3 separate regions of the Homo sapiens genome follow, and regions 1 and 2 are each linked to region 3. The links are chromatin contacts, found by Hi-C or POLR2A ChIA-PET in ENCODE. All regions are on one chromosome and are shown on one strand. The core of a region is the stretch at or near the end of the contact, and the rest is flanking DNA. Distances in the headings are between cores, read along the strand shown. Region 1 holds the start of PILRB (paired immunoglobin like type 2 receptor beta). Region 2 holds the start of MEPCE (methylphosphate capping enzyme). Region 3 holds the start of FAM200A (family with sequence similarity 200 member A).

Region 1 (3,328 bases), core at 629-3,128, 810 kb after region 3:
CTTGTCCTCTTTTCGGCCCACCTTTGCAGGTGGGACCAGTTCAGTCCAAAGCCCCGGTGCCTCAGTTTCCCTGTGGGTTGAACAAGGAGAATGAGGTGTATAGGGCCTGGCTCAGACGGAGGGGTTTCCTGAGCATGGGGAGCCTGTTTCCTCAGACCTGTGAAGGGAAGGAGGGTGGATCGGCCTGACTGGCCCTGGGAAGCACAGAGGAGCCTACTGGGACCAGGGAAGAGACTGACAAGAGAAGGGAGGCCTGTCCCTGCCTGCTTCTGTCTCAAGAAGATTGTTATCACTTCCTCTGGTGAAATCCTGCCTTCCTGTCCCCACGGCCCCTCAGCTGATGCCACCTTACTCTGGAGAGGATGGGCAGAGCCTCCTATGGAGGGAGCCCTGTGGGTCACCAAAGCTCCAGTGACCACCCCCGGGCAAAGACCTGCAGATCCCCTGTTAGAGACGGGCCCAGGACTTTGTGCGGGGTGCCCACTGTTGCTCTGAGCCTTCACTTCCTCAGGGAGGCTTCCTCAGGATCTCGAACCTGCGGAAGGAGGACCAGTCTGTGTACTTCTGCCAAGTCCAGCTGGACATACAGATCAGGGAGGCTGTCGTGGCAGTCCATCAAGGGGACCCACCTCACCATCACCCAGGGTGAGTCCAGCTGCCCTGGCACCAAGGAACCTTCCTGGTTCAGCCATAGGCTCAGGTGTGTGGAGGGAATGACCTGAGGGGCTGTATGAGGGAACAACCTCCTGGGGCTCCCCTATGCCTGAGTTCCTGCAACTCAGAAGTTGAGGCCCAGAGATCCAGGTAGAGGGGGCTCCAGTCCTGGGACTGCCCTGCAAGTCATGTGGCCTGGGACAGGGCTTCTCCAAGCTCTGTCCCCTCCTGTGTAGGGCAGGGAGGTCAGAGGGGACCCTGCAGATCCAGTCTCATGTCTGGGGGTCAAGGGGTGGCCTCGAGAGGGACCAGTCTCTGTGTAGGGGACCGTCAGCCCCCTCACCCCTTGAGCAAGACTGTGGTCCCTGCACCAAGGGAGCAGGCCTGGGGTGGGAAGAGGCCAGCTGGGCTGTGGTGGTGCCTGGGGACTGCATGGGAGCCCCTGCCAGGGAGGGAGAGGGACAGAGGACAAGCTGGGGGCTCTGGTGCTTGGGCTGGGGGCTGAGCGCCTGTGACCTCCACTGGCTTCCTCCTTCTCCTCTCTGAGGACTGAATCTGGGGTGCAGCAGAGCACAGACTCAGGCCCGCCTTTCCTCTCCCTGAAAGAGCCTGCGCTGGCCTTGGACAGAGAAAGGGATGAGAAGTGAGGCTGAGTGCGGTGGGGTCTGCAGGGATCCAGGTGGGAGGGGCCCAGCCAGCCAAGGTGAGGCCCAGCCCCTCAGCAGGAAGATGGGCACTGGGGCCCTTGGGCAGGGCTGACTTGACACTTTTGTGTGACTTGAGCCACTGTGCCCAGCCTGAACACCCTTTCCTGGTAAAACACTCCACAAACCAGGAAGAGAAGGAATGTACTGCAACAAAATAAAGGCCAGTCATGCAAGGCCCATGGCTGAAAGTCTTTCAGTCATTTTAGATGAAAGACTGAAATCTTTGCCTCCAAGATCAGGAACAAGAGAAGGATGCCCGCTCTCACTACTTCTATTCAACACAGGATTTGAAGTCAGGCCGGGCACAGTGGCTCACGCCTGTAATCCCAGCACTTTTGGAGGCTGAGGCGGGCAGATTACTTGAGCCTATGAGTGTGAGACCACCCTGGCCAACATGGCAAAACCCCATCTCTACTAAAAAAAAAAAAAAAAAAAGGATTTGAAGTCCTGGCCGGAGCAATTAGGCAAGGGATAAAAAGGCACCTAAGGCCCTTTTGCAATAAGAAGCCAGATGGATAAAGGAAGTGCTGGTCACCCTGGAGGTGTACTGGTTTGGGGAAGGTCCCCGGCCCCCACAGCCCTCTGGGGAGCCTCACCCTGGCTCTCCCCACTCACCTCAGCCCTCAGGCAGCCCCTCCACAGGGCCCCTCTCCTGCCTGGACAGCTCTGCTGGTCTCCCCGTCCCCTGGAGAAGAACAAGGCCATGGGTCGGCCCCTGCTGCTGCCCCTGCTGCTCCTGCTGCAGCCGCCAGCATTTCTGCAGCCTGGTGAGTACCCAGGACCGCCCAGGTATGGTCTCTGCCCAAACCACAGGAGGGGCCAACCCAAGACAAAGGCAGAACATCTGGGGCAGGGGCCAGGCTCCCACCTCCAGCAAACAAGGGCGGGTCCCATAGGGGTGGGTGCCGCCATCTCTTCCCCCTCCACCCTCCCCCATGCCTGAAGAGTGGGAGACCCAGGCCAGAGGTCAGTCCAGCCACCTGTCACACGACTGCCTGTGGGTGAAGGTGTGGGAGGGTCTGGGGTCACCCTCTTTGTGTCCTGAGGTGGTTTCAAGGTCTCTCCCCCACTCACTCCCTCCTTCCTCTAGGTGGCTCCACAGGATCTGGTCCAAGCTACCTTTATGGGGTCACTCAACCAAAACACCTCTCAGCCTCCATGGGTGGCTCTGTGGAAATCCCCTTCTCCTTCTATTACCCCTGGGAGTTAGCCATAGTTCCCAACGTGAGAATATCCTGGAGACGGGGCCACTTCCACGGGCAGTCCTTCTACAGCACAAGGCCGCCTTCCATTCACAAGGATTATGTGAACCGGCTCTTTCTGAACTGGACAGAGGGTCAGGAGAGCGGCTTCCTCAGGATCTCAAACCTGCGGAAGGAGGACCAGTCTGTGTATTTCTGCCGAGTCGAGCTGGACACCCGGAGATCAGGGAGGCAGCAGTTGCAGTCCATCAAGGGGACCAAACTCACCATCACCCAGGGTGAGTCCAGCTGCCCTGACACCTGCCTTGCCCACCGCAGTGAGGGTTTTGGTGACCACTGATGTCTTCACATTTAAACCCAGTGGTCTGGATTGAGAGCTGTTAGCATTTCACCTTGCTACCCCTTCCATGTCTGGGCTTCTGAGAGCAGCTTGCTCATCCTGAATGTCCCCAATCTAGAAAGCAGCACACCATGCCTTTCATCCAGACGCCCCACACCCCCAGAAGAGGGTCTGCTCATTCCTCATCTCTTCCAGCTGTCACAACCACCACCACCTGGAGGCCCAGCAGCACAACCACCATAGCCGGCCTCAGGGTCACAGAAAGCAAAGGGCACTCAGAATCATGGCACCTAAGTCTGGACACTGCCATCAGGGTTGCATTGGCTGTCGCTGTGCTCAAAACTGTCATTTTGGGACTGCTGTGCCTCCTCCTCCTGTGGTGGAGGAGAAGGAAAGGTAAGTGCCCAGAACGCACTGTCTCCTCA
Region 2 (3,341 bases), core at 117-2,616, 880 kb after region 3:
TCCTGAAGCACATCTACTAACTTTTCTGTTTCAGACTGCCTTTTCCTCCCTCTTTCCGTTCTCTAATTCCTCCTCTTCCTGCTGGTCTCCTTCACGCCCTCACCTTAGGATTTTGAGACTCTCCTGGACCCCACTGTCACCCCTGCCGCCCTGTCCTCGGCCCAGCACTCCGCTGGCAGGGAGACCGGGCGGCGCATCTCCCCGGGAAAACGGCGTAGACTCGCTTCTTCCTCATTGGCAGAAGCTGGGGGGGCCCAGCGCGGACCGAACCCCCGTCCCCGCCCACACTCGCTGGTATATAAGTCGGCGTGGCGCCGCGGTGGGTGTTGAGAGGCCCGCGAACTGACGGGCCAGTGAGCGGGCGTCGGGAGTGGGCGGATGCGTTGGGGTTCGGGTCGTGGGTGTTGAGGCGGAGAGGAAGGCGTGGTGTGGCGTCTCCAGGTGATTGCGATTGGGGGAAGGTAGAGGAGCCAGAGAACGACTCAGCCGTTTCGGGGGAAGAGGAAGTTGGACAACATCGGCTGTTTTAGTGCTTTTTATTTTTCCCCAATTCAGCAGAGAATATTTTCAAGGGGGGTGAGTTATAATGACCTATCGCGTTTTACTGAGCCCAGTTCCACTCCCGCCCTTCCTTGGCTTTGTAGGGTCTCCCCTCCGCTCCCTCGGAAGCGCTTCTAAGAAGGTGGGCAGAGGGGGGGAGGTTTGCTACCAACAGCTCATGAATAATTCATGAGCCCCGCCCTTCGTCAGGAAGCCCCGCCCCTCCGGATCGCGCTGACGCACGCTGCGTTTACCAAACTTAAGGAAGCGACGTCACAGGCCCAACCCCTAAGACGGGGGGCGGGGCGCCAGTTTCAGCACGTGCTGCCTCTACCCGCGCAAGCCCAAAAGGGTGTGCGCAGGCGCTGCCCACTAGGGGGGAGGAAGGAGGCGGGGTGGGGAGGTTGTTGGATTTAGAGCCGGGCGGAGACCGCTGAGACTCATTCCTCAGGAACAAGGGTCGGGTGTCAAGGAGACCTTTTCACACCAGCTCCCGTCCCCCGCCTACGGTGGGTGGGATCGCGCGGCAGAGACAAAGGAGATCAGTAGGGCCGGACATAGCTGCGCAGGGAAGTAGGGTGTCAGTTTGGGGTGGTGGGCTTTTGCGGGGGCTGTGGGGGGGTTATATTTAAACTCCCAGAGCCGTTAAGTTGGTTCGTAGTCTGATGCGCGCGCAACCAGGGTGGTGGCGGAGTGCGCATGCGTGGTTCCCGGGCGAAGGGAACGCGCGCTCACCGTGCGCGCTCGCGGCCGGGTGGTAGTGGCGGAGGAGAAAGGGGTCGGCGCACGCGCGGTTGAGTCCTCGAGTAGTTCGGGTCTCGCGGGCCTCTTGTTTTGGTCTCGCGGGCTAGTAGGGCGCACTTGGCGGGGAGGCGCTTGGGCGCGAGACTAGGCGTGAAGAGCAGAGCTGCGCGCGCACTCGGGAAAGGGGGGAAGGGAGCAGGGTCCAGGCAGGGGGGGTTAGGCCCCCTGATCCCCCTCGTTACCCCGACTGGCACGGAATAAGGGGAGGAAATGATCGAGATGGCGGCGGAGAAGGAGCCGTTTCTGGTGCCGGCCCCGCCGCCGCCGCTCAAAGATGAGTCGGGCGGAGGGGGCGGCCCCACGGTGCCACCGCACCAAGAGGCCGCCTCTGGGGAGCTCCGCGGCGGGACGGAGCGTGGTCCGGGTCGTTGCGCGCCATCTGCGGGGTCCCCAGCCGCTGCGGTCGGTCGGGAAAGCCCCGGGGCCGCGGCCACCTCCTCCAGTGGTCCCCAGGCGCAGCAGCACCGAGGGGGCGGCCCCCAGGCGCAGTCGCATGGGGAGGCCCGCCTGTCGGATCCCCCGGGGCGAGCCGCTCCCCCGGACGTGGGGGAGGAGCGCCGGGGAGGGGGCGGGACAGAGCTGGGTCCCCCTGCTCCTCCTCGACCCCGCAATGGCTATCAGCCCCACCGGCCACCTGGGGGGGGCGGGGGCAAGAGGAGAAATAGCTGTAATGTAGGGGGAGGCGGGGGAGGCTTCAAACATCCGGCCTTCAAGAGGCGCAGGCGGGTGAATTCGGACTGTGACTCTGTGTTACCCTCCAACTTCCTCCTGGGGGGCAATATCTTTGATCCCCTGAACCTGAATAGCCTCCTGGATGAGGAAGTGAGCCGCACTCTCAACGCGGAGACCCCTAAGTCATCCCCCCTTCCGGCCAAAGGGCGAGATCCGGTGGAGATCCTCATCCCCAAAGATATTACTGACCCGCTCAGTCTCAATACTTGCACTGATGAGGGCCATGTAGTTCTTGCTTCGCCACTCAAGACTGGTCGGAAGCGGCATAGACACCGGGGACAGCACCACCAGCAGCAGCAGGCAGCCGGAGGGAGTGAGAGTCACCCCGTGCCGCCCACAGCCCCTCTCACCCCCTTACTCCACGGGGAGGGCGCCTCACAGCAGCCGCGGCACAGGGGCCAGAACCGGGATGCCCCCCAACCCTATGAACTCAACACAGCCATCAACTGCAGGGATGAAGTGGTGTCTCCCCTTCCATCTGCTCTGCAGGGTCCCTCAGGCTCCCTATCAGCCCCTCCAGCTGCCTCAGTTATCTCTGCACCCCCATCTTCCTCCTCCCGACATCGCAAACGTCGCAGGACTTCCAGCAAGTCGGAGGCAGGGGCTAGGGGTGGAGGCCAGGGTTCCAAGGAAAAGGGCCGAGGGAGTTGGGGAGGCCGCCACCACCACCACCACCCACTGCCTGCAGCAGGCTTCAAAAAGCAACAGCGCAAGTTCCAGTATGGGAATTATTGCAAATACTATGGGTACCGCAATCCTTCCTGTGAGGATGGGCGCCTTCGGGTGTTGAAGCCTGAGTGGTTTCGGGGCCGGGACGTCCTAGATCTGGGCTGCAATGTGGGCCATCTGACCCTGAGCATTGCCTGCAAGTGGGGCCCGTCCCGCATGGTGGGCCTGGATATCGATTCCCGGCTCATCCATTCTGCCCGCCAAAACATCCGACACTACCTTTCCGAGGAGCTGCGTCTCCCACCCCAGACTTTGGAAGGGGACCCGGGGGCAGAGGGTGAGGAAGGGACCACCACCGTTCGAAAGAGGAGCTGCTTCCCAGCCTCGCTGACTGCCAGCCGGGGTCCCATCGCTGCCCCCCAAGTGCCCTTGGATGGAGCGGACACATCAGTCTTCCCCAACAATGTTGTCTTCGTCACGGTAAGAGGGTCCAGAGGCTCTTGGAATAGGGGCCAGGTGTGAAGATGAGATTAAATGGGAATGTAGCAGGGAAGGTTATGACCCAGATCCTCAAAAGAGGGGTCTGGGTTGGCAAG
Region 3 (2,973 bases), core at 398-2,897:
TTTCTGTATGTTGGTGGCACAAATGGAAATGAATGTGGGGCCATAGGTTTTGCTTAGCTGAATGTTAAATTCAGTCTATCGGCAGATTCCAAAATTGGAAGAGACCTTGAGATAATCTATTTTACTTTACTTAGGACACATTTGAGACTTGGTGGGTCTATGTGTTTCATCCAAGAACATCAATGGCAGAACTGGTACCAGTCCCCAATGGTCCGCTGCACCGTCCACAAATTCCCTTCTCTCCTTTATCCCTCGATGTCAAGCATAGATACCTCCCACAACTGAAAACCCCCCATGTCCGAAATTGCTCATTTAAAACCCTTCCTGGCAGGGCGTGGTGGCTGACCCCTGTAATTGCAGCACTTTGGGAGGCCGAGGCGGGCGGATCACCTGAGGTCAGGAGTTCATTTTCCCAGCCTGGCCAACATGGCGAAACCCCGTCTCTACTAAAAGTACAAAAATTAGCCGGGCATGGTGGCAGGCGCCTGTAATTCCAGCTACTCAGGAAGCTGAGGCAGGAGAAGCTTGAACTCGGGCGCTGGAGGTTGCAGTGAGCCGAGATCGCACCACTGCACTCCAGCCTGGGCGACTCTGTCTCAAAAACAAAAAAACCAACCAAAGAAACAAAAAGACCCCTTCCTAAAGTCTTGAAAGGAAAGGGTGAAGTGTAAATGAGCTTTTCCTATTATATCCAAATCACTTCTTTATTCAGTAGGCTTCAAACATTCTCTTTTTTTGTTTTTGAGACAGAGTCTCACTCTCTCTCTCTGTCTCCCAGGCTGGAGTGCAGTGACGCGATCCTGGCTCACTGCAACCTCCGCCTCCCGGGTTCAAGCGATTCCCCTGCCTCAGCCTCCCAAGCAGCTGGGATTACAGGCGTGTGCCGCCACGTCTAATTTTCTGTATTTCTAGTAGAGACAGGGTTTCTCTAGGTTGGCAAGGCTGATCTCAGAACTCCTGGCCTCAAACGATTCGCCTGCCTAGGCTTCCCAAAGTGCTGGGATTATGGGCGTGAGCCACTGCGCCCGGCCTTCACTCTAATCACCACCATAATGGTACTGGGTTTGAGGGTGAACATATCATCCGCGGACACTGGCTTAACGAGCCCATCCGAATAAAACAAATTATAAGGCCAATGGCACTTGGTATCGTGTAAGATCGCCAGAATTTTACAACTCGGGGTACCCAGGAAACCAGAAAAGCCCCCACCACAAGAAAAACCAGTGGGCACAACTGGGGAGCACAGATATCTGACTGGGGTCATTTTGTCCGCGCGTCTTTGGGGTAAAACACCAGGACTGGGGGTCCAGAAGGGACACGCAGACCGCCTCTCTCCAGTCCCAGGGGTGTCTCCAATCCGGAAACCAAAACTTCGTTCCCTTCCCACCTGTATCCAGGGACACCTCTGCTGGGGGACAGCGCTTGCCACCGCCGAGGCTGGCGCGAGGAACGGGGGCACGGACCCGCTTCCACTCCGTCCCGGGCGGTCGTGGCGAGGGGATTGCAGGACACAGCCATGCACGTCCAACTCTGTCCCCGCCCGGAGAAGTCTGGGATGCTGGGATAGAAGGGGTTGTGACTTTGGGGACCAGGAGCACTAGACTCACATCCAAGCCCCCTGGCCTTCAGAGCCCAGGGAAAGCGTCACAAAAGCCGGAAGTGCGTCACACCCGCCTTCCGGAGCTGCGCTCCGCTTCGGGGTCCTCTCTAGGATCGCGGGAGGACTTTGCATCCCTGTGTAGGGCTCTAATCTCGGGTTTGGGGATCTTGCTCCTCAGCTTGTCCGCTCCGAGGAGGTGCACAGGGCGGGGAAAAAGGGATGAATTTCCCTTTATACCGCCCTGCTCAGATATTTATATGTTCCTTCTATTTTTCTTGATGACAATAATTGTAATAGTTACAATAAAAATAGTGATTGTCTGTGGCAGAGGAGCTGAATGAAACGAGGGTGGAGACAGGAAGATCAAGAATAAATGGTTTCACAAATCGAAGGGATTGTCTCTTGAGACGCTGATTATGTACGTATTGCCAGTTGAATGGGCAGTATTTTCAAATACTTGATCTATAGGCAACAGACGTTCTTTCCAACACTAGATAGTTATAAAATTCTGAGTTTGCCTTATGTTTCCAGGGAGTTTTCAGATTAGCAACGGTGAAATAAGTTGAATTTGAGGCGTTTTTGCTGTCCAAGTGTTATTGTAATAATTAGGGCTTCTATGATTAGATCAAGAATAACTTCACCTTTTATAAAACAGTAACTGAGACCTTGAATGGCTGGGGCATGACTCTAAAAGTTCTGGGCAAGTCTGTGGTACAGCCCAATAAGATAAAAGCCTACAAAAGGAACGGCTACCTGATACAGAGCCTATGATTACGTGGTATCCCGAATTACCTTCTAGACCCTCACTAATGCTCCATTCCTTAGGGGGTTTGATCTTGCTATGGTTGCCATTTTCTACCTACCCACGAGTCTTCTCAATAATCCACTTAAGTGCATCTTTGCTCCATATATATATATACACACATATATATACACACACATATATATACACATATATATACATGTATATATATATACACACACATATATATATATACACACACATATATATATATATATATATATATATATATTTTTTTTTTTTTTTTTTTCCTCCTAGGGCACCGTCAAATCCAATCTTTGCTCCTTTATCACTGGCTGGCTTTCTAACCTACAGTCCTCCGTGATGACATCATAGTCTCAACTTATTCCTCCAGATACATCCTCATATTTCCTTCCAGGGTTCCAAGTCATCGCTAAGAGTCATTACATTGCTACACACTGTATTTTTCTTCTTTGTCTAAAGTCTCTCCTCCCCACCCGTCCCCATTCCTACACTGAAGTGCCTAAAGGGTCCAGGAAGGCAGATTACTGAATGCAGTTGACTGGGTATATGATTTTGTATTTATGTTGTGTGTGTGGCAGGAATTGTA

Evidence for each region. A loop is a pair of places that touch in the nucleus more often than their neighbours do. ChIA-PET counts read pairs that join two places held with the same protein, here RNA polymerase II (POLR2A). Pooled maps may share reads with other maps.
Region 1: a map with no recorded cell type shows a loop between it and region 3 (3-fold over the local background). The contact joins the promoter of PILRB here to the promoter of FAM200A in region 3. A Hi-C loop is called at or near these places in 2 of 37 single-sample maps with no recorded cell type and 1 of 50 pooled maps.
Region 2: a map of gastrocnemius medialis shows a loop between it and region 3 (4-fold over the local background). The contact joins the promoter of MEPCE here to the promoter of FAM200A in region 3. A Hi-C loop is called at or near these places in 2 of 168 maps with a recorded cell type or tissue (CD8-positive, alpha-beta T cell and gastrocnemius medialis), 3 of 37 single-sample maps with no recorded cell type and 12 of 50 pooled maps. POLR2A ChIA-PET finds 5 or more read pairs at or near these places in 7 of 52 experiments (B cell, CD4-positive, alpha-beta T cell, CD8-positive, alpha-beta memory T cell and 4 more).

Annotation. Positions count from the first base shown.
Region 1 is chr7:100,356,239-100,359,566 of GRCh38, forward strand. It overlaps PILRB (paired immunoglobin like type 2 receptor beta), which reads left to right and starts at 1,879. Exons shown (of 4, transcript NM_178238.4): 1 at 1,879-2,128; 2 at 2,452-2,841; 3 at 3,099-3,299. The coding sequence starts at 2,065. It overlaps STAG3L5P-PVRIG2P-PILRB (STAG3L5P-PVRIG2P-PILRB readthrough), which reads left to right. Exons shown (of 17, transcript NR_036570.1): 13 at 512-645; 14 at 1,982-2,128; 15 at 2,661-2,841; 16 at 3,099-3,299. MIR6840 (microRNA 6840) reads left to right here and starts at 413; the gene lies at 413-483.
Region 2 is chr7:100,428,465-100,431,805 of GRCh38, forward strand. It overlaps MEPCE (methylphosphate capping enzyme), which reads left to right and starts at 1,367. Exons shown (of 4, transcript NM_019606.6): 1 at 1,367-3,225. The coding sequence starts at 1,555. It overlaps ZCWPW1 (zinc finger CW-type and PWWP domain containing 1), which reads right to left and starts at 239. Exons shown (of 18, transcript NM_001386010.1): 1 at 104-239. RefSeq lists enhancers at 1-156, 1,177-1,316, 2,187-2,266 and a silencer at 1,587-2,056.
Region 3 is chr7:99,550,467-99,553,439 of GRCh38, forward strand. It overlaps FAM200A (family with sequence similarity 200 member A), which reads right to left and starts at 1,648. Exons shown (of 2, transcript NM_145111.4): 1 at 1,388-1,648. LOC105375422 (a long non-coding RNA gene) reads left to right here and starts at 1,699. Exons shown (of 3, transcript XR_927801.4): 1 at 1,699-2,018. RefSeq lists an enhancer at 1,205-1,394.